2 separate regions of the Homo sapiens genome follow, and region 2 is linked to region 1. A link is a loop called in an ENCODE intact Hi-C map of the cell type or tissue named here. Cell type or tissue: dorsolateral prefrontal cortex. All regions are shown on one strand. Links, peaks and the distances in the headings refer to the core of each region. The heading gives the core; the rest is flanking DNA.

Region 1 (16,184 bases), core at 2,633-10,632:
TAGAGGTATGCTGAGAATAACATAAGCCACCTTTAATCCTATGCTCTTTAAAGAGAAGCTTAAAAGTGTCAAGGGCTGTGTGTGTGTGTGTGTGTGTGTGTGTGTGTGTGTGTGTGTGTGCTCTCCTGACCCTTGAAAATGCAACTAATACTGCCAAATACTGAATGGAATATGGTGAGTTGGGCTTTTCTCCCCACTCCAACTCCCACCCCCTTCTATGATGTCCATTCTAGAAGCCTTCAGTAATATATGTCAAAGCTGGGTAGCTCAGGCACTCCTGTGGGAGATAGATAGGCCAACAAGAGCAAGCAGGTCACTCTTCGCAGTGTTAAAGGTCTCACTAGCTTTTAGACATAACGTACCATGAGGCCAGTCTGTGGGATGGACTCTTGTTCCTACCCTTCCCACCACCACGCCCAGCAGCTTAGGCAGAGGGCTGGGGCATGAGGGCCTATGCCAGGCCCAAGAGCTTTTGGAGAAGGAGTAAGTGAAGTAATACAAGGTGAACCGGCTCTGAAGTCTAGAAAAAAATGCTCTTGCATCTAGGACTTAGAAACTTGGGAAATCAGATGGACAGGTGAGAGCAATATCCCAAATTTCCTCTACTCTATTTTAAGGGGTGGAGTAATTCACATGGCTTTGAAGTTAAGTCTGGACAATCTTCAACTGGAGACTTTCAACTGAAAAAATATAAGGTCATTTTATTACAGAAAGCTAATCCCTCCCTTCTACCATAGGGGGCATGGTGCTGGGATTGAAGGATCCAAAGGCAAAGAAACTAGACTCCTGCCCCCTTCCCCCAATGCATACACACCTTCTTTCCAAGTGGCTGGCTCATTCCCTGCTTCCTAAAGAAGAGGCAAGAGGAACAGAGTGGAGCTTGCCAAGGAGATTCCTGCAGGTCCCTCTCCATCCTCAAAGTTACAGCAGATGTGTGGCTGTGGTTCTCCATGACTTCAGTGTCCTCGCCACCCCACATGGAGGCAGCAAACACACTATAACATGGTTCTGCCCCAAGAGACCAGACGTTTGCCATTCTGCTTTGCTCCCCTGTGCGCTGCCTTCACAGCATACCATGGAAAACAGACATTCTAAGCCAGAACAACAAGAGCATCTTCCCATCAAGCATCAACAACAGCCTTCCTCCCCAAGGATAGGTTAGGTAATTTGAAAATGAATGTTCTGAAATTTTAACTAATATATGAGTTATGGTTCAATAGGAAATGGTAATAAAGAGGAGGAAACAAGAGGATTATAAATTATAAAAGAGAGACACATTGTTGGTAACACACGCACACAAATAGTCTGAGAGCCAGATGGGGAGAAACAGAGGCCAGGAAGGGCCAAGAGTGACAAGTGGTAGAGGGTCCATCACTTTCATACACCCACTTCTGGCACACAGGCTAGGGGGTTCTTGCACTTGGTCAAATGATAAGTCAGGATATCTAATCTTTAGATTCAGGGCTATCACTGTAAAATGTAAATCGCAGTCTCCAGTGATTTAGGACTATCTCAATTTAAAGGCACAACACAGAGGAGCCCCCAAGAGGTTACTTGGCCTGGCCCACTTCCCTTGCCTAAGTGACTATTTAAACCAGGGGTCACAAATTCAGATGACTGCAAGGGTCAAGAAAGAATGAGATGAGTGAAAGGTCAGGTCTGGGAAGACAGTGAGGAATGGGGCATCCGGGGAGTCTGCTACTCAGCTCTAGCCCCAGCAAAGCAGGAACAAGCCCCATGTGCCAAGAGCTTCTGATACTCAAGAAACGGAGTTGAGAGACTGTGTAAAATAATTTGCTGTTTTAATGTTGGAAACTCATGCTAATACTTTGGAAATTTTGTAGGAGTTGGGTCTGGTTGGCTAGTTTGCCTCTTCTACTGCACACCTTCCATGTCAGTCAGGGGATTCTTTGTTCCTGTAAACCTCCGGGAGAGAAAACTCTCTACCTGCCTCTTGGCCCCTCTGGGTTGTACTGCTAGGGCTTCACTGCCCACAGAAAGCCAGGGAGAAGAGTAGGCAAAGAGAGATAGGGGCCAAGTCAGTCTGAATATCAACTCCACCTCTCGGAATGTGATTTTTGGCAAGTTACTGGCTCTCTCTCAGTCTCTGTTCCTTTATCCCTAAAGCTGGGGGAAATTCTTTATATCTCTGGAGATTCTTTTGAGGATTGTTTTGAGCATTTCACAAGAAGAGATCTTGTCTATTTTGTACTAGTACCCAAATACCCAGCACCTATCCCGCTGCCTTACATACATACAGTAGGCACTCAATATATGCCAAATTTAATTATAATGTTTGGGAAGATCTCCTGTAAGTCTGGCACCAGTTGAACCTATTTCCTTTCATTCTCTCCTCTTCTGATGCTTTAATGTCAATATTCATATCTACTTCTCGCTTGGTCAGAATATTTTGAAATTAAACTTTATAGAAGTCCAAATTAAGAATAAATACTGAAGTTTTTTCTTAAGAAGCATGGCACACTTTTAGGTCAGCAAGGCACTATTTGGGTACTACTGGTGACAGCTTTTTGCGCACTTTAGAAGAAAAAAAACTAAACAAAAGAGATTTCATTGTCCTATTAATAAATTAAGGAATCATGCATTAAGTTTAGCATTCTCAACTCATGTTTGCCAATAGTGCACGTCACTGCAAAGGGAGTACACAGTGGCTATTCCAGGCAACTCTTGATCCATTTGTTCACTTTGGATTGAGAAGGCTGAATTATATTCATCTAGAACAAATGTTTACTAACCATGTCTTATTTACCTGGGTTTCTTTGATTTTATGCTGAAAGAATCCCAGACCCCTCCAAATAATTTCAACTTCCCTCTCCCTTGGCGGGGCGGGGGGAGGGGGTTGCTGTACAATTCAGGCAAACATATTTCCTATGATTTGGTGAGAAACTGAAATAACAGACAGCCTGATGGGTTACTTCAGAGTGATCCACTGCAATGGGAGCACTGTTAAAGAAGCGTTAAGGGGGCCAGCTATCTCTCCAATAAAAAGTTTCTAATTAAGGAACTAAAATATTCTCAAGAAGATCTTGGGGACAAGCTATAAGTAGGATGTTACCTTAATTGGGGCTAGTGCTTACAACTGAAACTGCTTAGCAAGCCAGAATGGGTTATATGCCTTGTTCCTCTTGAGAAGAAACTTTCATTAATCTGCAGAAGAAAACTCTAGTTGGCCTGAAGGTTCACTGTTAACCTCTGCTTTTCTGGGGCTTAGATTCTGTTCCTTTTTTTTTTTTTTTTTTTTTTTTTTCTGAGACAGGGTCTCACTCTGTCGCCCAGGCTGGAGTGGAGTGGTGCCATCTTGGCTCACTGAAGCCTCAACCTCCCAGGCTCAAGTGATTCTCCCACCTCAGCTTCCCAAGTAGCTGGGACTACAGGTGTGCACCACCCATGCCCAGATAATTTTTTGTAGAGACAGGGTTTTGCTATGTTGCATAGGCTGGTTTCAAACTCCTGGGCTCAAGTGATCCTCCTGTGTTGGCCTCCCAAATTGCTGGGATTACAGGCATGAGCCACTGTATCTGGCCATATTCTGTACTTATTATCAGCATCTCCTTAGTGCAGCTTATTCTTTTTGAGGGAGTACCATGTCCCAGGTTGTTAAGCCTCTCCACAGGGATCTAGTGTTTGCCTCCACTATGGCCTGAGGGCGTTCAATGCTCTCAAACCAGTTTCTGCCAAAACAGTTGAAGTTATACCATGCAGGTAGTAGTGTAACTATGAACCCCAGAGCTATTCAAACAGTGTAACCCTGGGTTTCCATCCCCCTGGTCTGTGCCCCAACACACAGACTTAAAGCCCCAAACAGACTGGGGAAAATCTTCTTGCCCCCCTTTCACAAGCAATTCCTGTGTGAGTATAGACACCATAGCCCCTAGAGCCTAGAGCCTACAGCTGGGTCTGAAACACTCTAAGGCCAGTGGCATCAATGTCTTCTGGCACCTAAGAATTTCCCTGTCCTGCTTTAAAGCTCGTATGTACTTGAAAATATTTAACCAATATAATACCTTAGGACTTTTTGGGGTGGGTGGTCAGAAGTAGGCCAGGCTTAGGACTTTTTGGGGTGGGTGGTCAGAAGTAGGCCAGGCTGCATGAGCTCAGTATACCATTCTGCCAGAATTGGGTTCCCTAAATGCAATTCTGCCATATTTAGGTTCCATATGTAGCCAATTCTAGCTGTCATTTAGGCTACAACTAGAATTATGTTCTTTGTAGCCTAAGCTAATTGCTGTGACTCTTTCACTAACTCATCCTCATTACAGAGTGCCATTGGGGGTAGAAAGTGCTTACGGGTAGCCCAGGCCTTGAGAAACCTACCCTTAGCCAGAAGCAGCAGGTCCAGGCAGTTACCCCAAGGAAACAGGTCACCTTCCTTCCCAAGGCTGCATTTTCCACACCCAAGTCTGCCCTCAGTTCTGTGGAAAGGAATCTGCCTTCCATTAACTTTTCCATAATTTAGAACTGGATGACTGCACACTGATGTTTTAGTAGAATGAGAGAAGCAAAGACAGCAAGAAATGCAACAAGGGCACAACCACCTTAACACATCAGGGAGGTCTGCAGGGAGTCACTGCGTTCTCCGACAGCAAGCAGCCAAGAGAACAGCCACAGAAAGCAGTTCCAGCAGCTGACCCTGGGGTCCTCTCTGATCTCATTACAGCAGTTGACACTAGTCCTCACAAAACAAACAGAGGAAATTTATGCTTGCCTTAGCTGTGGAAAGCTCCACATTCCTTATTAACGAGAGTTTCAGCTTCTGAGACCACAGCCGCTGGAATGGGGAGGAGGTCAGCTGTGCTCCCAAGAAAGAACTGTGGCTGCTGCCTTGCCCTCTTTCTGGGGCTGGATATACAGGCAGCGAGCCTGGGGCCTAGGCTGTCTGCTCAGGTGACTGAGGGGAAGTTCCCTTTCTGCTAATGTCGACTTCCCTCGGCTCAGACGGTGGGGTCATTTCCTCTTAAACAGCACTGGGAAACTCACTGTAAGGGAGTCCTGAGGGGATCCACCTGCTAAGGTCGCAATTCCAAGAGAGAGGTTGTTCTGCATAACCATACTCAAAAGTACTCTTGCCTGCACCTTCAAAAACTTTACTTAACTTGGAATTCCAACTTAAAACATTATTTCATATCCTTTAATTCAATCTTAGAAGTAACTGAGCAGCCAGCTCATGACGTAAAGCGTGAGCTTCTAAACCAGAGTAAGAAATGTGGAGCAGAAGTTCTGAACCAGAGTGGTTTTGTCTCCCAGGGGACATCTGGCAATGCTGTAGACATTTTTGGTTGTCATGACCCGGGGGAGGGTGCTACTGGCATCTAGTGGGTGAGACCAATGATGCTACTGAAGATCCTACCACGTACAGGACACACCCCATAATAAAGTATTACTGGTCCAAAATGTCAATAGTGCTGAGATTGGGAAATCCTGACGGGGAGGGAACATTCAAGGATATGGGTAGACTTAAAATCATGCCAACTCATAATCACATTATAATAATGTGGCACCATGCAACTTGGGGTCCCCAAAATGTAAACAATTAACAACCATAAAAATTTACCAGTTCTCTCCTTGAGCGAAGTAAAAGCTGTAACTTACACAGAGTAAGACCATCAGAGTTGCCTGGAAGAAGTGGAACAGCTTCAGTGTTGGACTATGTTATCATCAATATCATCAGTGCCTTGTTTACTCCAGGTCAAGGTGTGATCTGAGTGTCTACTATCAAAATTCAGTGGTAGCTATTAACAGAAGGAGTTTATACGTGAAGTTCTATGGTCACTAAAACCGTCTAAATAACCTAAGAATATCTAGCTCTGGAAAAAACTGCAAAATGTTTCAACTTTTAAAATACCAACAAAATATGAGGAACAATGTTGATGTTGACCTACATTCTATCTAGGGTGGCTAAAAGAAATAGCTGCACAATAGGGTTCTAAATAAATGCAGAATTGAAGAAATGCATCATAACAAAGATAATCAGGGTGACTATTTTGAAATGCTCCCCATTTCTGTTTTTCTTTCTGTTTTCAAATATTCCCTCTCATCCACGCGGCATATTTTCATTACATTTGTTGTAAGAATGTACATTTAGATAATCTACTCACTATTCTTTTATGCATTCTTTTACTCCAGCCAAAAAGGGAAAAAGTCCCTATCCAAACAAAGCTAATGCATGTAAGCAAATTTGAAGGAAAAAAAGAATTTCATGAATGAGCGGGAGACAATTTTTTAATGGAATGTTTTAAAGGCTTGTGGTATAAACAGTAAACAAAATTGATTCACTAACATTAATACTGTTTGCCATGATGTGAGAGTTGGTCTTTTTTTTTAATGCCCCAGAAGCTAAAGGAAAATAAATACTGTGGTAGGGAAAAATAATACCTTACTTGGCATTTTGAAGTCATTGCTCAATCCTTCTTGAGCAAGAAAACCATAGTAATGACTTTGTTTTACCTACCGCAATTATGGTACACCTCGCAGCAATCCTTCACAATATTTTCCTCCCTCTGTTCAAGTCCTGCTAAATAATCTCTGGAAACCATTAACTAAGAGTACGGTTCCAATTTTCCTGTTCTCCCTCCTCTGCTGCCTCAGTGTCATGTTGGCGTCAGGACAAAGCAAACTTGTATGACATCACAGAGCAAACTCATTTTCTGTAAACCAGCCCCTTGGTAGTTTACCGCTACTGGAACCCAACGCTGTCAACAGTGTGGTCTTTGTTTGGTGGGTGTTGCTCTAAAAATTTTTTTAAAGTTTCCCAACACCTTCTTCTTTTAAACAGAGGCAAGCTGCTGGAGGCGCCGTCCTCGCCTGGCCCGCCCCACTCTGTAAACTAGACATTACCTTATACACAAATGACTCTAGGCATTCCTCAGTCTAGCTGCCTCACTGCAAAATTCCTATGCTCCTCAGCAGCAGGGCAGCGCACATTCCCCTGGCTTCCCCTCTTTCCTCTTCCCCCACCCTCCTCTTTTTCTTTTCTTTCTTTTTTTTTTTTTTAATTTCCACTGCCTCACTGTGTTTTTGTGTAAATGATCTCACATGACTCAACAAATCCATCTGCCTGAAGCAGGCCAAGTCTGGAGCCCTCCCAGGAGGGAGGAGAAGAATTGCTTTGTGGAAAGGACCTGGAGCTCTGCCCTTTCTCTGGCTCGAATTACCCGCCTGTCAGGCCTGACGGATTTGGCTAAAAATAAAAGGAAACGGGCCGTGAAAAGCAGATGAATGGGCTCAGCAGTTCCTTAGATAACACAGGCCTGCTGTTGCCCAAAGCTCCCCAAACAGAAACTTCAAATGCAGGGCCTCTGAGTCAGTGATGTGGCTTCCAGGTGAACGAGGCCTGTCAAATCCACTGGAGTTGGGGGACATGGCCTGGGCTGTGAATTTCGGTTTCCTTTCCGTGTGTGTGTGTGTGTGTGTGTGTGTGTGTGTGTGTGACACAGAGAGTGAGAGTGCACGCAAGAGAGATTGAGAGAGTGAGAGAACCAGTCTAGTATTAAAAGGTTCTCAGAAAACAGTAGACTTCAGTGGAGTGAAGGCTTGTAAAAAAAAGAAAAAAAATTGTTGTTTCCACTACAAAATTATCCTTCTCCCCACCTCCAACACCAGACATTTTCAGCCTCCCTATGATGTCACTTCTCTGTTTAGAGCCAGCAAAGAGCTAAAAGTCTTTCTTGTAAGTGTATGCCCAGCGCCTGCAGTGGGTATTAAGCACTTAGGTTGGCAATGTAATGACACACTGTAACAATCTGTAATATGAGGCAGTCAGCAAAGCCCTGGCTCTGAAAGCTATTTCTCCCGACCATTAACCATATGTTTGGCTCCTCAGATAGCCAAGCGGGTGTTCCAGCTTACCATCTGGTTTCTATCCACACAAGCAACTGCAAAGCACAGGCTATGTCCCTCTGGAGCTGTGTGTTTCTTTTTCTCTCTCTTTTCCGCTCTTCTCTTCCCCTTTCCTCCTCCCAGCTCCTTTGGTTCCTTCTGCTAAAGAATTCTCTGCCATTCATCACGTACAAAGAAAACTTTACCTGACATGGCAGCGGCAGAGCCATTAAGAATGCACAGCTGTATTGTAAACACGCCAGAGGGCCATTTACCATCCGCGGAATCTGTACAAGTCGGGCTCTACCCCTTCCTCATCTACTGAGTGCTGACACTTGATCCAGCATGTTAAAAACAGGTACATTCTTGAGAGATCCAGGGGTTGCTGTGGTGCCCTTCATACTCACTTCATATTCTGGGAGTGGGGCTTTAAAACACATACACACACACACACACACACACACACACACGCTCCCGAAGTTTGCCTCTGCATTCAATCTGCCTGACGTCAGTCTCACACAGGATGACATACCACCACTGCAAATAACCAACTTAACTACAGGTTTTGATTCTTTTTTCTGCACTAAGGGTTTGATCCCAAGTGTGTATTTTTCTGAGTTTTTTTTTTTCCGCCTAAACAGCCCACATTGAAAGAGATGACACTTCAGAAGAATAAGAACATGCAGCCGCTTGTAACAAATTGACAACCTGCAAAACTTATGCTTATTTACATCTGCACTTTTTAATAGTACACAGCAATGAAATGGAACCTACTATCAGAATTTATAGAATTTTTTCACAATGTTTCCAAAGTATTTACCCCAGAGTTTCTCCGCTACAGGATTTAAGGTCCTTTATAACTCTATACATTTTTAAATGTATGAAGGAAGATGTATTTGATATATAGAAATTAGGTCACTTTTCTTCCTGTCCCCCTAAGAATAAGGTCTGCATTAGCAGCCCATTTTACCGAATTAGGAAATTAAAGTTAATTCTTTCCCACACACTGAAAAAAATAAGGGCTGGTTTCTAACATATCAAGAACAAAAGAAAGAATATCATTAAAAAGTGACTAACCAGAATGTCAGATTTTATCAATGTGGCAGAGCTACAGAGGATTTGTCAGGGGAGGACTGTTTATTCAGGCTAACAAGGGTGCCAGGAAGGCCACTACCTATGTAAACTTCTTAAACCCACAGCCCTTGTCAGTCCTCATTTCCATGATCTGAAATAGGTGTTGTGTTAGCTATTTCTATCAATAAGGGACATTAAAATTCTGCTGCATGTAGGTTTTTAGAGAGTGACAGAAAAGGAAATTTTTAATTTCAGAAGCCTTAGGAAAATTGTCCACAGATGATGGCGTCTATTAAATGCTGTTTGAGGTCTCAAAACCATAATACAAACTTTAAATTGCATTAGCTTGACTGCCAAGAAAAACAATAACAGCATAGTTAATAAAAAGAAAGAAAAATTAGCAATTTAAAACTTCAGTATTTTCATAGTTAACTACCTGGTTTTCTAAGCACTGCAGAATCATTTTATTACAGGTATTTGTGCTTTTCATAAATACTGGTGCCTGGGCCCCTTTCCTCCAGCTCAATTATACAAGGATCCCTGAGTGGGGAGGTATTTTTGAAAAGCTTCCCAATTTTGTGCAACTAAAGTTGAGAAGTGTTGCCTTATGTGAACTAACATGATAGTAGAAACCATCTCATCAAAATAAAAATGAAACCTTTGGTATAGAAATGTAAATGAAATTTAGGAATAGAACAGTAGCTTTCCAAACTTGTTCTGAAGTGAAATCTTCAATCAAACAAAATCTTATATGAAATCCCTATAAGCAAGATAGGTAAAAAGCAGTAATTTATACTGTCCTTTTATACTTTTAGTCTGTACAATATTCATGGATTTTTTAAGTTCAAAGTTATAATTTTTTAATCATAAGCCACCCAGTGAGAAAAAGGAGGCCATTTTATTGAACACAAAACCTGAAATTGAGGTTAAGGCTGAAAGGTCCAGTCCTATACACCTCAGCATCTAATTTTTTCCATGGCCAATGGTTAAGATGATCAAGGTCTGATGTATATAAAAATAGCAGTGTGTATAGCAGGATGAAAATTAGTTCATAAGTTAATGTAATAAACATCCATTAAGTGCTTACTACACACGAGGTACTGCCCTGTGGTCATCAGAGAAATAAGTTGCAGCCTTTCCCTTGAGGAGTCTACTTAAGACGACACCTAATGGCAGAACAGCAAGACAAATGCAATAATGGAGGTGCTGAGAGACACTATATGGGAAGGAGTGGCTAATTCTGCTTGAGGAAATAGGGCGTGACATCACCAGCAAGGGACAATTAAGTCAGGTCCTAAAAGTGTGAGCAGGATTTTTGACACCTAAAAAAGGAGGGACATTTCAGAAAGAAGAAACTGAATGTGAAAAAAATTAAAACCCGTAAGTATAAACAGGGTTGGTGAGTCTGGGGGTTATGAGAAATTCTGCAAGGGACAGGAAGGGCTGGGAGATGAGGCCAAAGAGGTAACTGAGTCCAGGTTATAAGAAACTCTAAATGTCATGATATAGCTTAGACCAGTGCTGGCCAACAGAAACACAAGGTGAACTAAACCTGTAATTTAAAACTTTTTAATAACCACATTAAACAAATAAAAAGAGAGAAATTTACTTAATATTATAGAAAAAAGTATTATTTTAACATGCTATCAATATAAAAAGTATTAATGTGCTATTTTACAAATTTTGTTCATACTGAGTCTTTGAAACAGGGTGTGGATTCTACACTTACGGCACATCTCAATTTGGACAAGCCACATTTTAAGAGCTCAACAGCCACCTGTGGCTAGTGACTATTATATTTGGAAAGCACAGGTTTAGCCCTTATTTTGCAGGCAGTGCAGACCAAAGGATATGCTTGGTTTTATTTCATGAGACAATGGCAACAATGTGAAGAAGCAGAAACATTGGGTCTGGGAGAAGGCTTCTGAGGTGGCTTCCACAGTCCATGCAAGGGACACAGAGAAGAACAAGGCTCAGAGCAAGTAGGATGGCATGGAAGAGTCAGAGTCAGAAGATACTTGTAAAAGGAATTCAGAAAACTTTAGAAGACTGTATGTGAGGGATCAAGTGAAGGACTCACAGAACCATTACATTTTTTTCATGCTGAAATTTGTGCTTAGAATGAAAGCTCACTGATTGTGTATTTAATATGAAGTTTCATTGTTCCTTTTGAGCTTGCTTCCTTCTGCAGTAGAATGCAGTGTCACTTATGTAGGATATAGTAAATTCCTCTTCAAAGAACCAATATGGTACGTTCAGCATGTTCAGCTCTCCTGTTCTTTGTTCTCCATTTTAAAGTTTAAAACTTCCTCGTTCTTTATGTCTCCTTGCCCCTAGTTTCAGTAAACAACCCCCTCTTAGCCTCTATCATCTGCTCTTAGTCATCCTTAGTCACCTGCTCTGTCCTTAGTCAACTGCTCTGTCCTTAGTCATCCTTAGTCACCTGCACTGTCCTTAGTCATCCTCTGTCACCTGCTCTCAAACAGTCCTTCCTGCCGAAACTACTCAACCCGCCACTCTGGCGCGCACCCCTGCTCTCTTTAAAACAGCCAATCGGAATTAGCTTAGACTGTGTGGTCCAACCCTAGCCAATAGGGGAAAGACACAGCAGTAGGGACTAGCTGCGTTAAGGATAAGACCCACTTCCCCTTCCTTGTCCAGTGTGCTCTCGCCATTGCTCCATCCATGAGACGCACCCTTCTATAGAAGCAAATTGCCTTGCTGAGAAAACTTTTGCCTGGGTGCTATTTTCACTTGGTGGCACCGAGCATTTACTTCCAACACTTAATAAACATGTGCTGAGTACCCACCACATGTTAGGCAACGCTGGGCACTGGGGAAGCAAAGCTACGACATAATTCTTACTTTCAAAGAGCTCAAATACAGTGTAGGAGACAAAACAAATTACAACAGAGCATTAAGTAAATTAATAAACAGATATGCAAAGAGGCCTACAAAATGTTCCATAATGTATAACTTAGAACTGTTTCATATAATGTATTCAATGGCACTTGTGAGATGGAGTGGGGCTTTCAGATAGTAAGGCTTCTATCAGCTGACTTTTTTGAGACAGGGCCTCACTGCAGTTGCCCAGGCTGGAGTGCAGTGGCGTGATCTCAGCTCACTGCAGCCTCGACCTCCTGGGCTCAGGTGATTCTCTCACCTCAGCCTCCCAAGTAGCTGGGACTACAGGTGCACACCACTACACCCAGCTAATTTTTTTTTTGTTTTTTTAAGTAGAGATAGGGTTTTGCCATGTTGCCCAGGATGGTCTTGAAAACATGGACTCAAGCAATCCACCTGCCCTGAGCTCCCAAAATGCTGGGATTACAGGTATGAGCCACCAGGCTCAGCCTCAATTGATTTTTAAAAGTGATCCAGAATATGATTTACTTCTGTGTCTGTATTTGGTTGCACTCACTGTATTAAGAGAATCCTGATACTCCTAAATACAGATAACACTATCTGAATCTCTGCTCTCAAAACTCAAATTTTCAGACAAATCTCTCGCTATTTGCTACTCTTACTACTTACTATCTGAAACTGAGAAACGAAGCTGACATGAACATAACAAGTTCAAATTCCTTTGCACTGGAATTTACAATGGGAAATTTTGGCACCTGAATTCTGGAAATGAGCAGATTTGAATTGTAAGGCACAGTTGTATTGGAAATTATAACAGTTCTTTAGCATTTCATTTGATAATCTCATAATATGCCTCAAAACTAATCTAAAAGCTTGGAGAAAATGCAGCAGTCAAGATTTTATTTCAAATTTTAATCACTAATGATAATTTGACAACTATTTAAGGTAAAAGAGTATCCAAAATGTAGAGTGGGTAGACATGATCCTCTAACAGAATGTACATCACTAAGTGATGTGTGTGGTGTTCACTTATTGTACAACTAGCCATTAATCCACACAGAAGCCTCCATCCCACAGAGGCTCTGAAACGCTGCCTGGCATGTCATCAAGTGTGCTGAATATGTGTGACAAGAGGAATTTGCCTGTTCAATTTATGATCAGGCTGGAATATGAAAAATACTGGGATGGAAGTTCCTAATCAATGATTCATTTATTTATAAGAAGTTCAAATATGTAAGCCAAAATAGTGGAAAACACTATTTCAAGGTTGACTTGGCAGTCCAATTCAATGTGCTGGTGGTCCTAATGTGTTAAAATTTGGTAGGTAGCACATTTGTGTGCATTTTCTTTTATTATAGTTATAAAACATAGTTTAAAATATATTAAAATGAAATGCAAATTAGATGTTTGCAGAGCCTCTGAAGTATCTCCAGGGAACTTCTGCAGACCAGAGTTTGAAGATCACTGGCTTAGGGACTTTGAGGTTAAAATGTAAATGGAAGAACAACAATTTGGTGCACCTGCTATTTTAAGGCTCATCAAGTCATTCCCAAACTTCAGCCCAGGGCAGAAACCATTCCTCATTATCCTAAGAGCAGTGAAGCTGAGAAACAAAACTGCAGAAAGTGTTTTCAGATTCTCTGGTGAGTTAGAATTTAAAAGGCTGGGACCAAAATTTGAAATACATTATTCATATCTCAATGTTGTTCATCCATTAATTCATTCAACAATTTACTGAGCACCTGCCACGAGGCACTGTTCTAGAGGCTTGAAATACATCATAACAACAACAACAACAACAACAACAACAACAAACAAGGTTGGGCATGCTGGCTCACACCTGTAATCCCAGCACTTTCTGAGGCCGAGGCGGGTGGGTCACTTGAGCCCAGGAGTTCAAGACCAGCTTGGGCAACATGGCAAAACTCTCTACTAAAATACAAAAAATTAGCTGGGCATGGTGGTGCATGCCTGTAGTCCCAGCTACTCGGGAGGCTGATGGGGGAGAATCACCCAAGCCCAGGCCCGGGAGTTCGAGGCTGCAGTGAGCTGTGATCATGCCACTGCACTCCAGTCTGGATAATTGGAGTGATACCCTGTTTTTTAAAAAAATACAGACAAAATTCCCTATCTTTGTGAAATTTAGAGTTAGTGGGGAGAGACAGACGATAATCACAAATAAGAAACTTGTTGTAAGGTAACAGGTGACAGGTGCACTGAAAAAAATTGGGAGTCAGGCAAACACCACATGTTCACACTTATACGTGGGAGCTGAACAATGAGAACGCATGGACACAGGGAAGGGAACAACGCATACTGGAGCCTGTTAGAGGGGGGTGGGGAGGGAGAGCATCAGGATAAATAGCTAATGCATTTGGGACTTAATACCTAGGTGATAGGTTGATAGGTGCAGCAAACCACCATGCCACACATTTACCTATGTAACAAACCTGCACATCCTGCACGTGTATCCTGGAACTTAAATAAATAAAAATTGGAGTCAGGAATTAGAACTGTGGTGGAGGAGAAAGGCTGCAATTTTACATAGGATAGTCAGGGTGTGCCTTACTGAGAGAAAGAAAAAGAGGATCAGAGATCTGGAGGGGAGAGGTAAACCAAGAGGCCATCAGTTCAAGCAGTGGTTCTCCAAGCGGGGTCCTAAGGCCACCAGCATTACCCTGAAACTTGTCACTAGCTCAGAAATGCTAGAGAGGCACCCAGTGGTCTGTTTTTGCAGACTCTCCAGGTGATTCTGATGTGCTGTAAAGTTTGAGAACCACTGCCCTACAGAAAAGGCCCTAAAATAGGAGTGGGTCTAGGATGTTCTACAGAAAAAGGGGTGAAACCAGGCATCTGGAGGTGAGAGCCAGGAGGACGGACGGTGGTGGCCACAGCATGAATAGCTTTATGATCACAGCAAGGCTTTGGCTCAGAAAAATGTGGAGCTATGAAGGACTTTTCTTCAGGAGCCACACAGCCTACATTTCAAAATGTTCATGTTGGCTGTTTGGTTGAGTGGAAGCACTGCATGACTTGCCTCAAGAGGAGACTCCCTGACTGCTCAACTCCATTTTGGGCAGTGGTATGCTGCTAAATGTTTAAAAACAGACTCTGAGGGTGAGGAGCACCAATTTGTAGTGTTTGATTTCCATGGTGTAAACTCTCCCACCATGGCTGATTTCAAGCTGCCAGTATGACTCACTGAACATGGAGTTGTGAAGAGATGTGCATAAACGACTCACAATACTGACTCTAGTCCCAACGTCACTGTTACCACTGAGAACATTTAAAAATAAGGGAGAATTCTGTAAATCTGATTGGAAATGTGAATGCTATTTTATAAGTCTATATAAATGCAATGTCTTCTATTGGTCTATTACTGTCAATCAAACACAGAGCCCAAGTCCTTAGAATTTTTTTTTTTTAAGAGGCAGGGTCTCACTCTGTCATCCAGGCTGGAGGGCAATGGTGCAATCACAGCTCATTGCAGCCTCAAACTCCTGAAAAGTTAATACAACAATAATATATTAACTTCATTTAGAGAAAACACCATTAGTATTAAATTTCAGCTTCCTTTATTCAAAAACATTTGTTATTGAATTTCTCTTCTCTTACTACAATTAACATCTTGCACTCTCAAAAAGTATGCATTGACTAGGATTTGCCATGCATAGTATGTGAGATTGCTGCTCCAAAGGCTCACATAAATCCAAGACAGGCCATCAAGGAATGTGCGTGAACTGCAAGAATAAAAGTTTGAATCTATCTGAAGATGAAATGAAGTTTGAATAAGGCCTTCATCCATTTGATTTGCCATTAAGAAACTTTTCTTAGCCTAATGGAATATCCCTACTTCTGTCAATGAGATTTCAGTTTGTGAATAACATTTTCAAAGTGCAGCATCTTCTGTCTACAAAAAGACATTCTATGAACTCTTAATACACATAAAGTGTTTGCAACTACCAGGAGTCTGCTCCACGCATTCTCCCGTCTGCATGATCCCTCGGGCGGTATACCACCCACACTCAGACCCCGGGCAGCCAGATCAGCAAATGTGCACAAGCCTGCACTCCTGTCAAACAATGGGGTCTTTCAGGCCTTACAATCTTGTGAAGAAACAGGCTAAAACGTCATGGGAAAAATTAGGAAATATCAGAGGAAAACAGCTCACAAAATGAGGGGTGGAACCACTTGCTCACATGTTCTAATTTCTGAACAAAGAGAAACAACAGTGACAGCCCCCTGCCTGCTCTGACCCCTCCATTTCAAAAGAGAGGCATCCTAACCCCTTTTTCTTTTCTTGGAGATTACAGCAGCAAGATGTAGACAGACAGAATTAGAAATTCTTAAACCTAAAGAAGCAGAGTTAATTTCAAAAGCTTTATCCTCAAGAGAAGCATAACTAACCCATC
Region 2 (16,184 bases), core at 4,073-12,072, 180 kb after region 1:
GACTGACAGCCTTGACTCAAGGGAGGTTTGGCCAGGAAAGTGTGTGTTTGTAACGCTGGGGTAGAATTGTGCAGAGAGAGAGCCCCAGGGGATCAAGGAATCAGGGCACTGAGGTAGCCAGTCCTCCCTCAACTGACACACCTTCATTAGCTCCTCAGACTGGCTTACTGACATGAATGTGGATGACATATTAAAAATCCACTTTAACCAATGTGCTGTGAAATGAACTTAGACAACAAGAACATATATGGCTTCCCAGATTTGTTTATTCCAAGCCCTGAAATGCACAGAGGGCAGTGTGATGGATGAGGGATGTCAAGCTCTAGATGACGATCACTTACACAGAGAAGGCATCTGTGTCCCCATAACATTGCACTGTTTGGTTAGATAAAAAGTGAAGTACAGGTATGTGCAATTTGGTTTTTTTCCCCAGTGCATCCAACTTGCTGATTTTTACAGTTATCATAAAGAAAATATCAGCTTTCTAATGCACAAGAAGATTTTTAGCTTTAGTTAAAAAAAAAAAAAGAACAGAAAGGGAAGACAGAGTTTTATCTCAGCCTTTATGGTGGGGCTAATGTTTGCCAAACCATTAACAAGTTAATGTGCAAAATCCTGAGGTGTGAGGGTGAGTGTTATTGTCCTGGCTTTATAGACTGCAGTGGAGAGTACTTAAAAGTTGTATGCCAGGCAAGCAAATCAGCTGGGGACTGGATTTCATGAGGCGAGGGACCCTTTATCTATAACACTGTGATTAAGAAGGGAAAAGACACAGGATAAGAAGACCACGAGGAGAGAAGTTGTGAGGAAGAAGCAGGACTGGTGAGAGCCACGCCACGTGGAATATAAGAGTCATAGGTTCCCTTTAGCATTGGAGTCGACTGGACACAGGACAGGGAGGAGATCTTGGGATGCTGCCATAGGCTTCTGTTTGCCAGCCTCGAGGCTTCGCTGGCACCACTAGGAAAACACAGTACTTTTGTTCTGGTGTGAGTTGCCTGGATGTCGGCATTCGTTTTTGGGGGGCAGTAGGGGTGGGAGTGTTGGGGGAGGGGAGGGTGAGGGAGAGGGGAGCTTCCTTTCTCTATATCCTAATCCATATTTTCTAATTGATCTTGCTTCTCCGTGAGTATTGGTTTCCTCACCTGGAAAATAATTTAACTTTGGGGAAGATTAAATGAGGCACTGCCCACTATAGAACAGGCATTCATTCCACATCCATTTCCCTTTCTCTCTTTTCAAAAACCTTCAGGGATTTTTAAATGACATACTGCCTGAGTCATCAGCAAAGGATGTCAAGGCACACAATTCCTCTGCTGGGGTTTGGTTCTCAGGGGAGCCCTTCTGCTGGGGACCTCAGCTGCCGCAGAAGAAAGGGGTAGACGCAGCAATCGCTCCAGCTCTTCACTCCCAACTCCCCAGGTCAGCGAGTGGGCCACCTCACTCAGCCCCACAAAAGGCTTGGTGGAGACCAGCTAATTAGGGCTCACACGAAGTCCGGCAAAACAAAGCCCAGATAAGGGCATGAGGAAACCATAACTTTGTCCTGTTTTTTCACACAAGACTGCCCATTTTCCAGAAGACAACTAAACCTGTTTCTGGAGACCATAAATATCAACACTTGCAATCACCAGAAGGTTCTGGACCAGGCTATTTTCAGACCTGGGTTTAGGCACCTGCCTTGAGCTGTGTTCTCCTCCCTCTCTCCCCTCCTCCTTCCCAGGGAGTGGCAGTAAGGTAGAGATGATTGACAGGTAGCTCTAACAAACTGCAAATTTGAAGGGGAGGTCCACACCAAAGTCACTGTTCCCACCCCCAACTGCCGAGAGGGGAGCAGTGATATTCTTAATAAACCTGCCCCATAGACAGACTTCTGTCACAAGAGAGAAATAGGAAGAATTTGCTTCTCTTTCCTTTCTCTGGTTAAAGGGCTGCTTGACTCTTAAGATCCTCATCTTGGCAATTTTCTACATAGAGTTTCCATTAAATGACAAGCTTGGACAACGGCTTCAAATAATATGACTTGAGGAACTTAGTTTAAGAAAGCATAATAACTGCCTGGAATGAAAAGTATTTAGGTGAAGAGAGATGTGAAATAATGATAGCTTTAGTTTACCACATCAGATTTGGTGACAGCTTGTGTGTTCTCATGTGTTGATATTTGATATCAGCATGAAAGTGAGTGTGGGCTATTTTGTGCATGACGCAGGGTCCACGTGGGAAGTGTGGGAGCTGCGGATGGGATGGGTGGGTGAACCATGTCGTATGAAAGAAATTGTACCCTGACTGACTTAATTATTTGCAAGGGTGGTTTAGAAAAGTCATTTCCTTCAATCATTCAGATCCAAAGTACTTATCTTGCAAACACCCACCCTCCCATTCATGAAAGCATGACTTCTCTTTCACTCAAAAGCCTACCTGCTCCTGGCAAGAGAGGTGAAAAATCAGTGGCTTCTAGGCCTGTAGCAAATAGAAAAGCACCGGTTTTACCATTTACCCATCCATCAATGATTGTTTATTTTTGCAACTGGCTTGATAGTAGCTAGAGAACATGCAGTTTAAACATCCACAAAACAAATGCTTTGAAATTTGATTTGAATATATAAGAGGATACCCTCACTGCAAAAACAACCCTACATTCAATTAAAATGGAAAATCTACTGTCTGCTCACTTCAGCTAAAATCTAAGATCTTGTCCTCAAAATAAGGTAGATTCTGGCACACCCTCTTATGTTGGGGTTGCTTTCTTTGCCTTTCAACAATTAGTCAAAACTGCCAAGTGTTGAAAGGAGTTCCCATTCTCATGCCCCAGTGGAAAAGAAGCAAATTCCTACCCTCCTTTCTAACCTGAGCCAAGGTCTACCATCAGCCTTTGTGTTTCACTAAGTCACTTGTTTACACCTGGGGCATGAGGACTGGTAAATTCAGGCTGCTGTTTAGCCAGTACACACAAGTATAGCCATAGCCATAGTAGAATATCCTAACATTTTCCCATTGGCTGATAAATAGCTGTTCTCTGAGCCCCTTGGGCACCCCTCCCCACCCTCTCTTCTGACCACCTGGAGCACCCCCATGATATGGCAACTGAAGGGTCAACATGTGGCACAGCTGGGGCCTTCAGGGAAACTGGGTTGATTGTTCAACCCCCTTTCCCTCCCAGTTGTTAATTTGAATATCACTCCTGGCTTGCATTCATCATGCTGAAAATGACTGATTACACATCTACCTTCCTCACTATTTCATGCAAACTCTTAAATGTTATGGTGACATCAATAGTCCTTTACTACTCGGGTAAAGAAGGAGCCAGTAATTAGACATTACACCTAGGAATTTGTCTCAGTCTATGCACTTAGCTTCTTTCCTCTTATTCAATGGGGGTTTGATCCCTAGGGACACAGGCATTTATTCAACAGTTTAGACCAGTTAATTAAAACTTCAAGGCTTCTGTAAATACAATTCTTCCTCTGCAAGCGCCAGAACACTTGGTATGCAGGCATGGTAAGAGAAGTAAAAGCACAAAAAATAAAAAATGGAGGTGGCCCCATTCCTTTCTATGTTCAGGGGCTTTCCAAGCATGGGCCCAAACTGTGATGCATGAGGAGGGACCCAGGGCGGCCATGACCTGGCTCATGTCACCTCAGCCACACTCCAATTGAACGCTCATGTCTTATTGAGGTATGGTTTCTTCAGGGGGCTTCCTAGCAGCTGAATTCTTCTCGTGAAAAACACAGGGGCTGCTGGGTGTATAGATTATTTTTTATTTCTTCAGAAAGAAGAAATAAAAAGAGCTCAAAAGTCCTGTTCTTTGCTGTTTTGTTTTTTAAGTTTGCACATTTGAATGAATATATAGTGTGTAAGACAAACTAAGTGATAAGAACATTTTCAAATGTTAAAATTTAAGTGCCTTCAAAGTTAAATCAGTAAATAATGACAATATGCAAGTGGCCACTGCATATGAGCAGGGATTTATAGAATTCGAATTTCACATGAGCAGAGCAAAACTGGACTTAACTTTTTAAAAAGTCAACTTCAAACCAGAGGGAAAAGCTGTAGCAATCAGTGCGGTGTTTTTAAACCTGAGTAACTTAAGGGTCATTTCAAAGGAAGAAGTCCATTGGAGTCCCAGTCTTAATCTGAGATAATGCTACTTAGATATCTAAAGCAAAAATGAGACACAAACATTTCATGCTTTAAACTGTTATACAATTCCAAAGAAATTTTCAAATGAAGTAAAAACAAAACTAAACATAAATGAAATTTAAAATAATAAATTATTTCTTTATATTATTTTAAAAATTAAAATGATTTATTATTTTAAAATAATAAATTATTATGTGATTTTAATATTGACAGATGAGGTTTTATTGAGAATAAATTGCCTCTTGCAATGGGAATATGGTGTTGCCTACTATGATATGCATTCTGTTCAGTTCAATATTTATCACTGTAGGCTTTTGGAGTGACTCAGTTCTCCCACCCATTTTCTCCATTTAAACTCCTGAAGATCCATCCTTGCATAGCACATTGTTATAGCATTTGGACTTTACTTGGTGTAAGCACATCATTTATGTATCCGAACTTCTTCTTTTCTCTTTTAGCTCTGAAGTTCAAGTAGTGTTATTTGACAATGATTTGATTATAAATACTCAGGCAAACACAAACCCTGAAATCATATGGCATTTCTTGCTCATAATAAAAATGACTAATAGCTATAAGCTGCTTAATATAAGCCAGACACTGTTCCAAGTGCTTTATGTGTTTTAATCCATGTAACCCTCATTGCCGCCTCATTGCATTGGGGTGCAAATGAAGTCACTCCATATGCACATGAGAAAACTGAGGTACTGAGAATTTCCAAGGTCACAGAGCGAGTAAGGGGCAAAGCCAGGATGTAAACTTAGGCAGCCTGTTTCAGAACCAAGCTCTTAACCACTGCGCTCTACTTCGACAGGTAATTGTAATCCAGAATATGCTTACTTTTTTTATGAAATATAATAAAACTCAAAATTAAACATTCCCCTAGAACAGAGTTAGGGCCTCTTAGAAATCATCCGTCAACCCCAATTTGAAGAACAAACATTCAATTATCTACTCTTAAACCCATTACTATTTCCAGGAGTCACTACAGCATGGTGTTCTTTAATTCTTTTTTTTTTTTTTTTTGAGACAGAGTCTTGGTCTGTCACCCAGGCTGGAGTGCAGTGGCGCGATCTCGGCTCACTGCAACCTCCGCCTCCCAGGTTCAAGCCAGTCTCCTGCCTTAGCCTCCCGAGTAACTGGGACTACAGGCACGTGCCACCACACCTGGCTAATTTTTTTATTTTTGGTAGAGACGGGGTTTCACCATGTTGGCCAGGCTGGTCTCAAACTCCTTGTGATCCACCTGCCTTGGCTTCCCAAAGTGCTAGGATCACAAGCGTGAGCCACTGCGCCTGGCCTAATTCTTTAAATTATAAAAATATATCCTAATTTTATCCACAATGACCTCAGTTAACCATAAGGTATTTTCTAAGGCCATAGAACTATATTAGATAATTGATATGAACCCTTGTTAGTAATCAAGATGATAAAAGATATGACACGTAGACACATTGAAATGTAAATATTTATACTGTCTTAACAAGCAAGGGTAATCAACTACAGATAAGGCAGGAGTCAGTGTCATTGCCTCTGATAGGAATCAGGATGAGGCTGAGTATTCTGGGGTGAGTGGGGTAAGCTCTGAGAGACAGTAGGAGACTAGTGGTTGGCTGGAAACTTCAGAGGAAAGGCTGGGTGCAGAAACCCACCCAAGTTCCCCCTCCCTGGGAGTGGCCACTGGCAGAAACTCCTGGAGACAATGATCAGAAGTTGTAACTAACCAGGACTTGAATGAAAGGTTTCAAGAAATCTGGGAGTAGCAGACTGGGAAGATTCAAGAAGCAGGCATAGAAAAACATCTGAGCCTTTTGCCCTTGATATATATATATATATGAATACTTACTTCCTCCATTTACATATATAAAATTATATATATATGAATACTTAGTTCCTCCATTTACATGTATAAAATTATATATATATATATATATATATATATATATATATATATGAAGATTTCCTCCATTTAGGTATTTGTTCAAGTTTCTTTCTCATTTGTCTATGTCTTCAACAGGTTCATCTTTATCATTGCTATTTACTTGTCTTAGATTGCAAATGAAGACAAAGTAGGGAGCACGTAGAGTTTACTCTATACATCACAGTACAGTAAAAGACATCTAAAGGGCTTTTGAATGATGAATTATTCAAATTTATTTACTTATTGTGCACTTATATAAAATTCTTTTTTTTTCTTTGAGACGGAGTCTCGCTCTGTCACCCAGGCTGGAGCGCAGCGGTGCAATCTCGGCTCACTGTAACCTCCACCTCCCGGGTTCAAGCAATTCTCTTGCCTCAGCCTCCTGAGTAGCTGGGATTACAGGCTCGTCTCACCATGCCCAACTAATTTTTGTGTTTTTAGTAGAGACAGGGTTTCACCAGGCTGGTCTCGAACTCCTAAGCTCAGGTGATCCACCCGCCTCAGCCCCCCAGAGTGCTGGGATTACAGGCATGAGCCACTGCATCCAGCCAAATATATAAAATTATTTGTGAGCTATGAATGGGTGGAAGTATGAGTAACCTAGGGTCTGACTGTTTGGAAATTTCACACAGTAAGATAATGAAGGGTACACATGAATGGAACAGATAGTAAGGCCTGCCACTGAATAGTAGCAGTAGTAGCAGTAGTAGCAGTACTAGTAGTAGTAGTAGTAGTAGCAGCAGCAGTAGCTAGGCTCTTGGGTTGTGGGGTAGAGCCAATTCCAATCTCAGCTCTATGAACCACTGTTTGGGTGTTCTTGGGCAAGATAACCTCTTCTTATCTATAAATGGGGATGATGATGTTGATAGTAATACCTGTATCATAAGGTTGTTATGAAGACTAAATGAGACGATACATGTACCATGTTTAGCATGTCTGCTGTGTAGAATCTAGCTCATCAAATGTGAACCTGCAGCTGCTGAGGCTCTGCTAACAATAACCGTGTCTGAACAAGGGTGCGCTTTCCAATTCGATTGTGCCAGACTCACTACAGGATGTAGAAGGTGAGGAGAGAAACCCCGCAAGAGACAACATTAATTTGGTAGTGCCTGGGGTCAGCGTGTGTGTGCACCACTGCCCTCTACTGGAAGCAGTTCCCACAGATTTCTAAGAAATAACCAAGTGATTTCAGCACTCCCTTGTTTCAACATCCTGTAGTCTCCTTTGCAGAGAGCTTCACAGCCCATCTGAGATAATCTCCCCCCCTTTTCTGATACTTAGAGGCAGAAAAAATCCTATTGTCTGCTAGCCTCAGCTTCTCACCTGCTTTTAACTAATATGCAGTCTGGACAGGTATTGATTTTTCTGCTTTTCTCTGATTGCACTCATCAGTCATTTTATATTACTGGAGAGTCCATTAGCAATAAAAATAAAGGATGGATGTTACAAAGCCCATTAGAGAAACTTGCTCTCTGGATCTTTGGGACCAGGAAAACAATTAAAAGCACGTCATCTTATAAACATTCTAATAGAATTATTAGAAGGGTGAATAAACCCAGGATGTGATTACCAAGGGATGAAATGAAATCCTCCTTACTAGTCAATTAGAAGGGATTGCCCCGATGTTCCATAACACTGTGGTATGTAGGTGAGATGAAAAGATTAAATACTAGAATAAAGGACCATTACACAACAGAGATTCAGCTGTAGGCTCCCGCATAAGTGAATTTCAGGGCTATGATGAAGAATCTGAGATGAGAGAAAGGAAGTGTTTAAATATAAAAGAAAGAAGTGACTATCCAATTCTGACTTGGAAATGTAGGTAAGTTGATGAAACAAAGCCATCACTTCACTAGGTTGGGTCTAACTTGCTTCCCTTGTGCAGACGGTCACTGAAATTCTTCATGAGAAACGGAGAATAAAGCAGGACCAGACTCCAAGACTCTGATGCTTGTTGCCTGGAGAATGTTACTGATGCTGCTGCAGGTCCTCATGCTTCCTGGGTTGGCATGAGCTATGGATGTGAGTGACTAGCATCATTCTTAGCACAGGTTGGTACTCAAATATGTTAGTTCTCTTTCTCCTTTCCCCACTGGTGGGAGGGTGCATAGAATCAATGATTTTGAGAAGCCCATATTTCCAGTGACTATTATGCTGCATTTAACTTAATTTCCTTTTATTTTCATTAGCTTCTAAGTGTAAACAGTTTTCACATTAAGGGCTATTTGGACGTTTATTCTCTTTAGATGATCACTGAGTATATGTTAAGTTGGTTGAGGCTCTTTGGTCCAGAAAGCAGTAGATACTTGCAAAAAAATCATGTTATAGGTGGCAAATTTTTTTTCAACTTTTATTTTGGGTTCAGGGGGTATACGTGCAGGTTTTTTACTGGGTAAATTGTGTGTTTCTGAGGTTTGATGTACGAATGATCCCATCACCCATGTAGTGAGTATAGTACCTGATATGTTGTTTTTCAACCGGGGTCTCCCTCCCTACCTCCCACCTCTGGTAGTCCTGAGTGTCCAGTGTTCCCATTTTTATGTATAGGAGGCAAATTTTATGGTTTTTTTTCTCTCATCATAACAAGACATCAAGTTGTTTGGCATTGTACTAGGTTTTTCTACTGATTATAAAGTTGCTACACTGTGTTCTTTTCTCTAGATTGTAATTTATTATCTGTAAGTAGTATAACAGTAAATACTGAGAATAATTTTTAAAATTAACAATTCCACCTCTCTTATATATGAAGTATTTACATTTTCCATGTTCTTCCAATCTTTATCCATGTGGATGTTTACTCTTTATGTAGATTCTTGCATTTTTTAATTTGATGTTATTTTACATGCATTTTAATGTTACTTCATGGTAGCCATAATTACAATTTTAATGGTTGCAAAATATTTCATTAGATATATGTCTTAATTTACTTAGTAAATTATCTATAGAGGCATTAAAAGTTTTTACCATCAAGTTTTTAAAAACCACTATAAATAATGTCATCATGGTTATAAAAACAGATCTCTTTCTCCACTTAAATCTCAGTATTTCCTCTGAATAAATTTCCAGGAGTTGGATTATGATTCCTGATGTGCATGGCTAATTGTTTTCCCAAAAGATTGTGTTATTTTGCTCTGCCAAGAGCAGTGGATGAGACTTCTCTTGCTTATCCTCTCAACAGCATTTGATACTGCTGACCATGCCTGCCTTCTACAAATACTCTCTTCCCCAGGGCTCCCTAGGTGCCTTTCTATTCTAGTTTTTCATCTACCTCTCTGGCTATTCTTCTTTGATCTTCTTTGTCATCCCCTCTGCCTCTATCTTTTTCTTCAATGTTTGTGTCCATCAGGGCTCAGGCCTGGGCTGTTTTTAAGGCTTCCCTTTGGAATATCTCATTCCCTCTACAGTGGGTTTAATTACTGTATCACTGGTCATGTGATATCCTCTGCACATCAGACATATATCTCCAAATGCTAAGTGGGCATGCTGGTCTCCCTGTCTCCAGTCTTGTTCCCTCAAAACCATTCTTCATAATCCAGGCACAGTGATCTCCCAACACATAAGTTGGAGCATAAAATTGAGATTCCGAGACAAGAATCCCAAGACCCTTTATGGGATCTGCCTGTCCCTCTTGCTGCTCTGTGTCCCACTCCACTCTCCTGCCCTTTCCTTGTGTGTGCCATGACTTCATCTTACCTGTCTTCCTATTCACACTCTTCTTCCAGCTCTTTGTCTGACTGACTCCTACTCATCCTTCAGGTCTCAGAGAGGCCTTTCCCGAGCACTAGGCAACTTAGCTTTCCCTGTTAATGCTCTCCAGGTCCCTTATCCAGTTATACCATTTGCTACACTTGAGGCCTGTTCCTGGGTGCATCAATTTCCCAGCACCTCTGGCTTCCCTGTGCATAGGCCAAGCATTATCCTAAGTCCAGCTGACGTACTTAGCAGCAGGTGTTTGCAGAGGCTGTGGTTGTGCACAGAAGCAGTGAGCGCTGAGGGCATATGGACAAGGCACTGATAGCCTCTGCTGCAGTCTACTCCTTCCACTGCCTAAATGCACTCATGTGCCCTGTTAGATTCACGCTGACCCATCCCTGATTCTGCAAGAAGGTGATGGTGGCTCACCCCACTCTCACTTAGTTTTCCTCTCAGTTTCTTAAAAGGAAAACTTTACAGGAGGGGTGCTTGTGGGCTGGTGGCACAAGCTGCCATCCTTGATGTTGCCCTGAGGCCATGGCTAATATTCATCTTTGCAGAAGGCAGCTTTCTGGTCTAGGTTGCTTGCCTGGTGGAATAACCCTGAAATTTACCTCTGAGGATCTGAACTTCTGGTGGCCATGTTTTTGTCAGGCTCCGATTGCCTCTGGTGATTGTGCCTAAAGTTTCAGGAATAGGAAGCATGAATTCCCTAACTCAGTCAGTGGAAGTAATGATGAAATGACCCACTCTTCCCATCTGTTCAAAGTATCTAAAGTATACTGTGTATCTGGAAAGATGACTGGGCCTTTTTGGGGGTTTTTGGATACTCTCAAGCTGGCAGCCTCCAGCTTGTGCAGCATATAAAAAGTACAATGGGTCCTGCAGGTATAGCCACTGTTGCACTCCCTTGCCATAGAGTGGGTCCCTGGGTCTGAAGCAATGTTATGAGTGATGTGAACAAGTCAGAAGCTCTGAGAGCACTCAGATGGTGGGCCTGGCCCAGGCATGGTGGGCAGGGGAGGTAAAATCCAGGCCCAGAACGTATATCAATCTTAATAAGGACAAATTACTGCCCCAGCTCTTGTCCTAGGTGGACGGGATCTGATATAATCAACTTGCACCAAGTGTTTGTTTGGTCTCCTCCAGGCATGGTATCTTATCCAGCCCTGGGGTTTGTTTCTGCTGCTGAGAGATCAGACAGCAACAGCAGTAGCAGTTGGATCAACCTCAGTGTTTGATCTTTCCTCCTCCCTCCTGCTAATTGCTCTGTCTACCTGATTTTAGATACCTGACCCTAAACAGGCAGAGACATATTTGTTAATGAGACGTTGCTAATGATCTTTTCGCTCAAACTAGGTGCTCTTATCTCCTGCTGTTTCTTCAAAGAGTAATTTTCCCAGATGTGTTTGTGATCCAAGCTCAACAGATCACATTGTACTTCAAATAGGCAGCAACAGAAAACTTGGATCAAAGTAAAACTAAAACTACAACTTTGGAAGGAAGAGGTGGGAGATTCTGCTCTGGAAGAATCAGCTGACAGGAGCCTAGGAAGGAGAGGAAGCTGACCCAGGGACCTAATTCTATTTAGTTACTAATCTGCTGTAAGCAATTACATTTGAAGATCCAATTTTGCAAAAGATCAATGAGAACCTCTGGATTTCTCTCTTGTAGTAGTTGTGTAATGATCTGAAGCTCATAAGCCCAGGGACATATCTTATTTTCCCCCATATTCCCAATGCCTGAGCCAGTGCCCTGCTCAAAGTCCCGAATAAATATGTATTTGTTGAGTGGACAAATAAACAAACAAATGGATGAAGTCTCGTAGATAGAGGGTGCTTTGTAGGAAATCATTTGAGTAGCAAGATTCTCCAACCCACGTAACACAGGACCTGATTTGCAGAACTTTGTTTAGACATAGCATTTCAAGAGCACGTTTTCTGAACCATAAAGGAAAGTAGGGTTCTAGATGAATAATGCCTTTTCACAGTGTCTGAGTCACCTCACACCCCTCACCCTCATCTGATAACGGCCCTTGGCAGATCTGCCCTTTTGCAGGGGATTCCCCAAGGCTCTCACCTCTTGCCTGCCCCTGTGTGTGTGACTGCAGCAGGCACAGGGTTGCCAGGCACCAGAATATAAGCACAGAGCTGGAGGAAATGGGAGGAATGATAGGGCAAGTTTATGGCAGTGAAACTTCCTGACAGTATGCATTTATGGGAATATCATACACATTTCACCTTATGATGGTATTTTTTATGCTGACAGGAAGATAAAGCTGGGCAACAACGGAAAAGTTGACTACCAAGGTAGTGTTGAAAAGGAAAGAGTTTGTTTCAATGAGACATTCTCATTATAGATGTTGGCTTAGTCCAAGCTTCTGCCTCCTCTCCCATCACAGAGGTTCTCTTCTTCTAATATATTGTGGAGGAGGGGGGTTTGTATCAGTGCAAACTGTACTGCCTCTCTCATGCTCTTGCTTCTACAAACACCCCTCTCCAAACAAGGACACCACAAGGGCGTGACAAGCGGTGCTCATCACAGCCTCTAAGCTTCAACATAACAGGATTGTCTTTCTCTTCAGTTAGATAGGGACATTTAGATAGAGCTTTGTCCCTCAACAATCTATTGAAGAGAGCAAAAGCAGTAGAGGCCCAACAGAAGTTCATTTTGGAACTTGCTAAATTAAAAGTAAATAACACTCAGCATATTAAATGCCCTCTAAAAATATGTGAAAGTACTCAAAGGCCTTGGCATCCAGGAAGTTCCCTGCAGGATGTCCACCTGCACTCCAGTGCTAGCTCTGGGAAGCTGTATGAGCCTGGTAAGTCTTGTGCCTTCCTGGGCCTTGGTCTCCTCCTCTGTTAAATATGTGATTTGGACCTTCCTTCTTTCCTTCCTGCCTTCCTGCCTTCCTACCTTCCTTCTTTCTCTCCTCTCTAGCTCTCAGTATAGAAACCCTTTCTTTAGATGCGATCTCTTAAGAAAGGAAAACTAATATATATAAGAATATTAAGCATGAACCTTCTCTGGTTAAGCGAAGCAGGAGAGAGGTCGGAAGTATATGTTTCCAGAAGCCCCTGAACCTCAGGAACCTCTAGGCTCCAGTTGGAAAAGCCCTGTAGCTGTGTTATTTCATGATCTGCAAACTCTCTACGAGAGCTGCTTTCCTAGTCTTACCAGCCAAAGAAGACGTAGACTTTTCTAGCAAGGAGGACAAAGAGTTCGGGAATATCCATTTCAGTCAGTTTTCAAAACAATCTTGTATCATTAGGAGAAACACAAACTTGGGTCTGAATCCCTATCCTTTAAAGGACTCCTACAGACTTGGCTTGGGGTTCCTAACTGCAGGGAAAATAAATCCTCAATCATTTACCTTCATGACATAGGAGACCCAATGATCAACAGTATTTCTCTGTATAATCTTCTTTCTGACAAGCTCTCCAAACAAAAGAAAAGAGAAAGAGAAATGGCCATAGGAGGGAAGACTTTCTTCTAGGGCATTTGAGAAGATTGTCAGACCCAGATGCGAGGCACCACCTTTCCACCTTATGCCTCATTAATGGAAATAACGCAAAAGCCCAGATCTAAGGCAGAGCTTCCCACCTATGAACCTGCATCTCAATCTTCACCTTCCAGGAACCAGACAGTGTCTTCTAGGCTGATTACTTCCAGTTTATCTCATTATGATGTCCACATATTATAGCTCCCCTCTCCCTTGTGATGAGCATGGAAAATATCAGTGACTCCAAATCCCAATTCTTTCACCTTAGAAAACAAATCTGAGAATCCCTCTACCACCAAGCACAGTACCTGGATACAACAGGCACTCATTAAATGTTTGCTTAGCCAATGCAAGGATAAATGAATGAAATTCCTCATCCCTGTATTCATTTCTGAAGACCTGCTGGTGAAAATTTAGCTCTAAACATCTTTCAGATTTATTCCACTGAGGTATGAAAAAGGGAAAATAAATGACGATGCAAGTGAAGTCAGGAGCTGGCACAGAAAGTGCAATTGGATTCTGCTTCCCCCGTAATTAAGTGTGCCCAATGCTGCTGACTTAGGCGATGACAGCGTGCAGCTTGCCTGCCCACCATGGGTGCGTGGGAGGACGGGCAGCCCTCAGGATACCGCTGCACAACACGCTTGCCACCTTATCAAGATTTCCACAGCCACAGGAAGATTTCTCAGCCCGCCATGCCCCTGCGGACTGCCCTGTGCTATCATCCCCCTTCCTGGCTGAAGACACGCTGGCTGTCACCTCTTCTCCTCCCCGGAGATGAGCATCTTTCCTGGGCCTGCCTTGGTGTTTTGACAGCCACTCCATGTCCCCGCTGCTCAGAGAGGGAAAGCCACTAGGGAGGCCCTCGATGGAAATATTACCCCCTGTCCAGGGTAGCATGGGCTTGATCGCGCCTGATTATTTCTGATCACTGTCACTGGGCCAAGAGCACAGTGAAGTCAAGAAAGAAATGGCTTCATTAGTGTGAGTGCAGAGGTCTGGGAAGGCAGCAGTGGCGTGGAGGACCTGCTTTTGTGAGGGCAGTGAAGAGAGAGGAAGGAGTGGTGTCTTTAGATTGAGGTATCTTGAGATTCCTGCTTTCTCCACTCACTTCAACTGCCCATATAGGTTCTGCAGGTTCCAGAAGGTTCTAGAACTTGCACAGGATCGAACCTATAGCTTCTTATGGAACAAACACAGAATCAAGAAAATCTGGTGGCAGTCACCTGGTTTAACTCCTTTGAGCTCTAGACCAGAAATTAAATAGTGCTTAATCTGTTACTTTAAAGAAGCCTAGTTCTAACTTTTCCTCAGCTTGCTCCCTCTTTTGACTAGGATCGGAAGGGTGGGTGCAAATGGCCAGCTCCCCGTAGGTTTGCCTCTTTGAGCCCTAAGTTTCCCACCACTTCTCTGCACTACAGGCTTTGCCCAGGGTGGGATCCTCAGCCCAGGAACCTTGTTTGTCCTCCTCTTGATGCGGGTGCCTGCTGCCCAGCCACACACCCTCAGATTCATTTTTAAAGAAACATCAACAGCTGTTACATAGCAAATGAGCCGTTCAAAGAGCTGGGATGACTTTGAAAAAGGGCTTGAGGACAGCAGTTGACCTCTGATCGTCTCCACTCAGATGCCCTCTCCCTCCTACCCTTTCTCCCCGTCCCTGTCCTCTGCTCTCCCAGCGAGCCTGTCTGCTCTTCAACCCTCCTCCCTGCCCGATTGTGCTGTCTCTTCAACACCTCCCATGTTGCTTGATTCCTAAAATAACATAGGGGAAAACATTTGTTTGTTTGTTTTGAGACGGAGTCTCCCTCTGTCACCCGGCTGGAGTGCAGTGGCACAATCTAGGCTCACTGCAATCTCCGTCTCCTGGGTTCAAGCGATTCTCCTGCCTCAGCCTCCTGAGTAGCTGGGACTACAGGCACATGTCAGCATGCCTGGCTAATTTTTGTATTTTTGGTAGAGATGGGGTTTCACCATGTTGGCCAGGATGGTCTTGATCTCTTGACCTCGTGATCCACCCGCCTCGGCCTCCCAAAGTCCTGGGATTACAGACGTGAGCCATCGCGCCCAGCTGAAAATATTTTTTTAAATAAAGAAAATGAATCCTCAAGCCAACTGCATTGTTTCGGTTGTTGATTTCAATGCTATCCTCGCTGGACTTTTGGTGGGAGTCAGCGGTCCGTTGCGAGGAAGCTAACCTCCCCGGGCTGGAGTCTTCGGGGAGGCCCGCCGGACTGCCCCGACACTCACCATCCTCATTGAGGACTGTCCCTCTCAGGAGAGCTGCGACTGAAGGACAAGTGGAAATCCTCTGATCAGAAAGTATAAAACAGGACACCTTTTCAGCATCAGATTTGACTAGTAAGTAACCCCGCTTCTCTGGGCTAGGCCACCAGCCAATTCCTCAATGGAGGGCAACCAGTGCGTGAGGAGCAGGGCTTAGGAATAATTGGGTCACAGCTCTAAGGCTCCTTTCCTGACTGGGGTCGTTATTTCTAGCTCTTTGCCTTCCCTACCCATGGTAGGATTGTACTACTGAACCTTTTGTGACTGTGTGGGACCACGTGTTGATTCCAGCCAATGACAGTGCACAGATGTGATGTATGTTATGTCCAGACTGGAGTATTTGAATATCAGCCTGAGAACCTCCACACCTGTTTTTCCTTCTACCATAGGAACGTGGTGGTTGCTCTATTAGCCTGGGTGCCAGAGAAAGAGCAATGCAGAATTGAGTCTTCAGCCAAACTGTGATGAATAGGGAGTGAGACTGAGAAATAAACCTTGTTTTTCAGTCACTGAGGTTTTGGGGTTGATACTGTTGCGCAGACTAGCCTATCCTGCCTGATAAACAAGGTACCACTCTCTGCCCCACCCTCTTCCTCTTGACCATAATACCAGGAGTGTTTCAACCTGGGGAGAAAGGGCAGT

What was found. Hi-C counts contacts between places; a loop is a spot of excess contacts. Peaks named below come from ENCODE experiments on the same cell type or tissue, not always from the same donor. Only the 100,000 strongest peaks of a DNase experiment are listed, where the experiment ranks them.
Region 2: a loop joins it to region 1, with 4 times the contacts of the local background. A loop is called at or near these places in 18 of 110 quality-filtered maps.

What each region holds. Positions count from the first base shown.
Region 1 is chr6:90,211,513-90,227,696 of GRCh38, forward strand. The region is part of intron 3 of BACH2 (BACH transcriptional regulator 2); the gene reads right to left. Among named protein-coding and RNA genes, the nearest start is that of BACH2, 77 kb to the right of the region's middle. RefSeq lists enhancers at 6,197-6,855, 10,554-11,753. In dorsolateral prefrontal cortex, for the core only: a CTCF peak has its summit at 7,189; DNase peaks (open chromatin) are centred at 4,861, 7,139 and 7,780; H3K4me3 peaks cover 2,080 bases; H3K27ac peaks cover 3,716 bases.
Region 2 is chr6:90,386,290-90,402,473 of GRCh38, forward strand. No RefSeq gene overlaps it. Among named protein-coding and RNA genes, the nearest start is that of MIR4464, 82 kb to the left of the region's middle. RefSeq lists an enhancer at 1-21. In dorsolateral prefrontal cortex, for the core only: CTCF peaks have their summits at 7,192 (motif pointing left) and 7,392; a DNase peak (open chromatin) is centred at 7,172.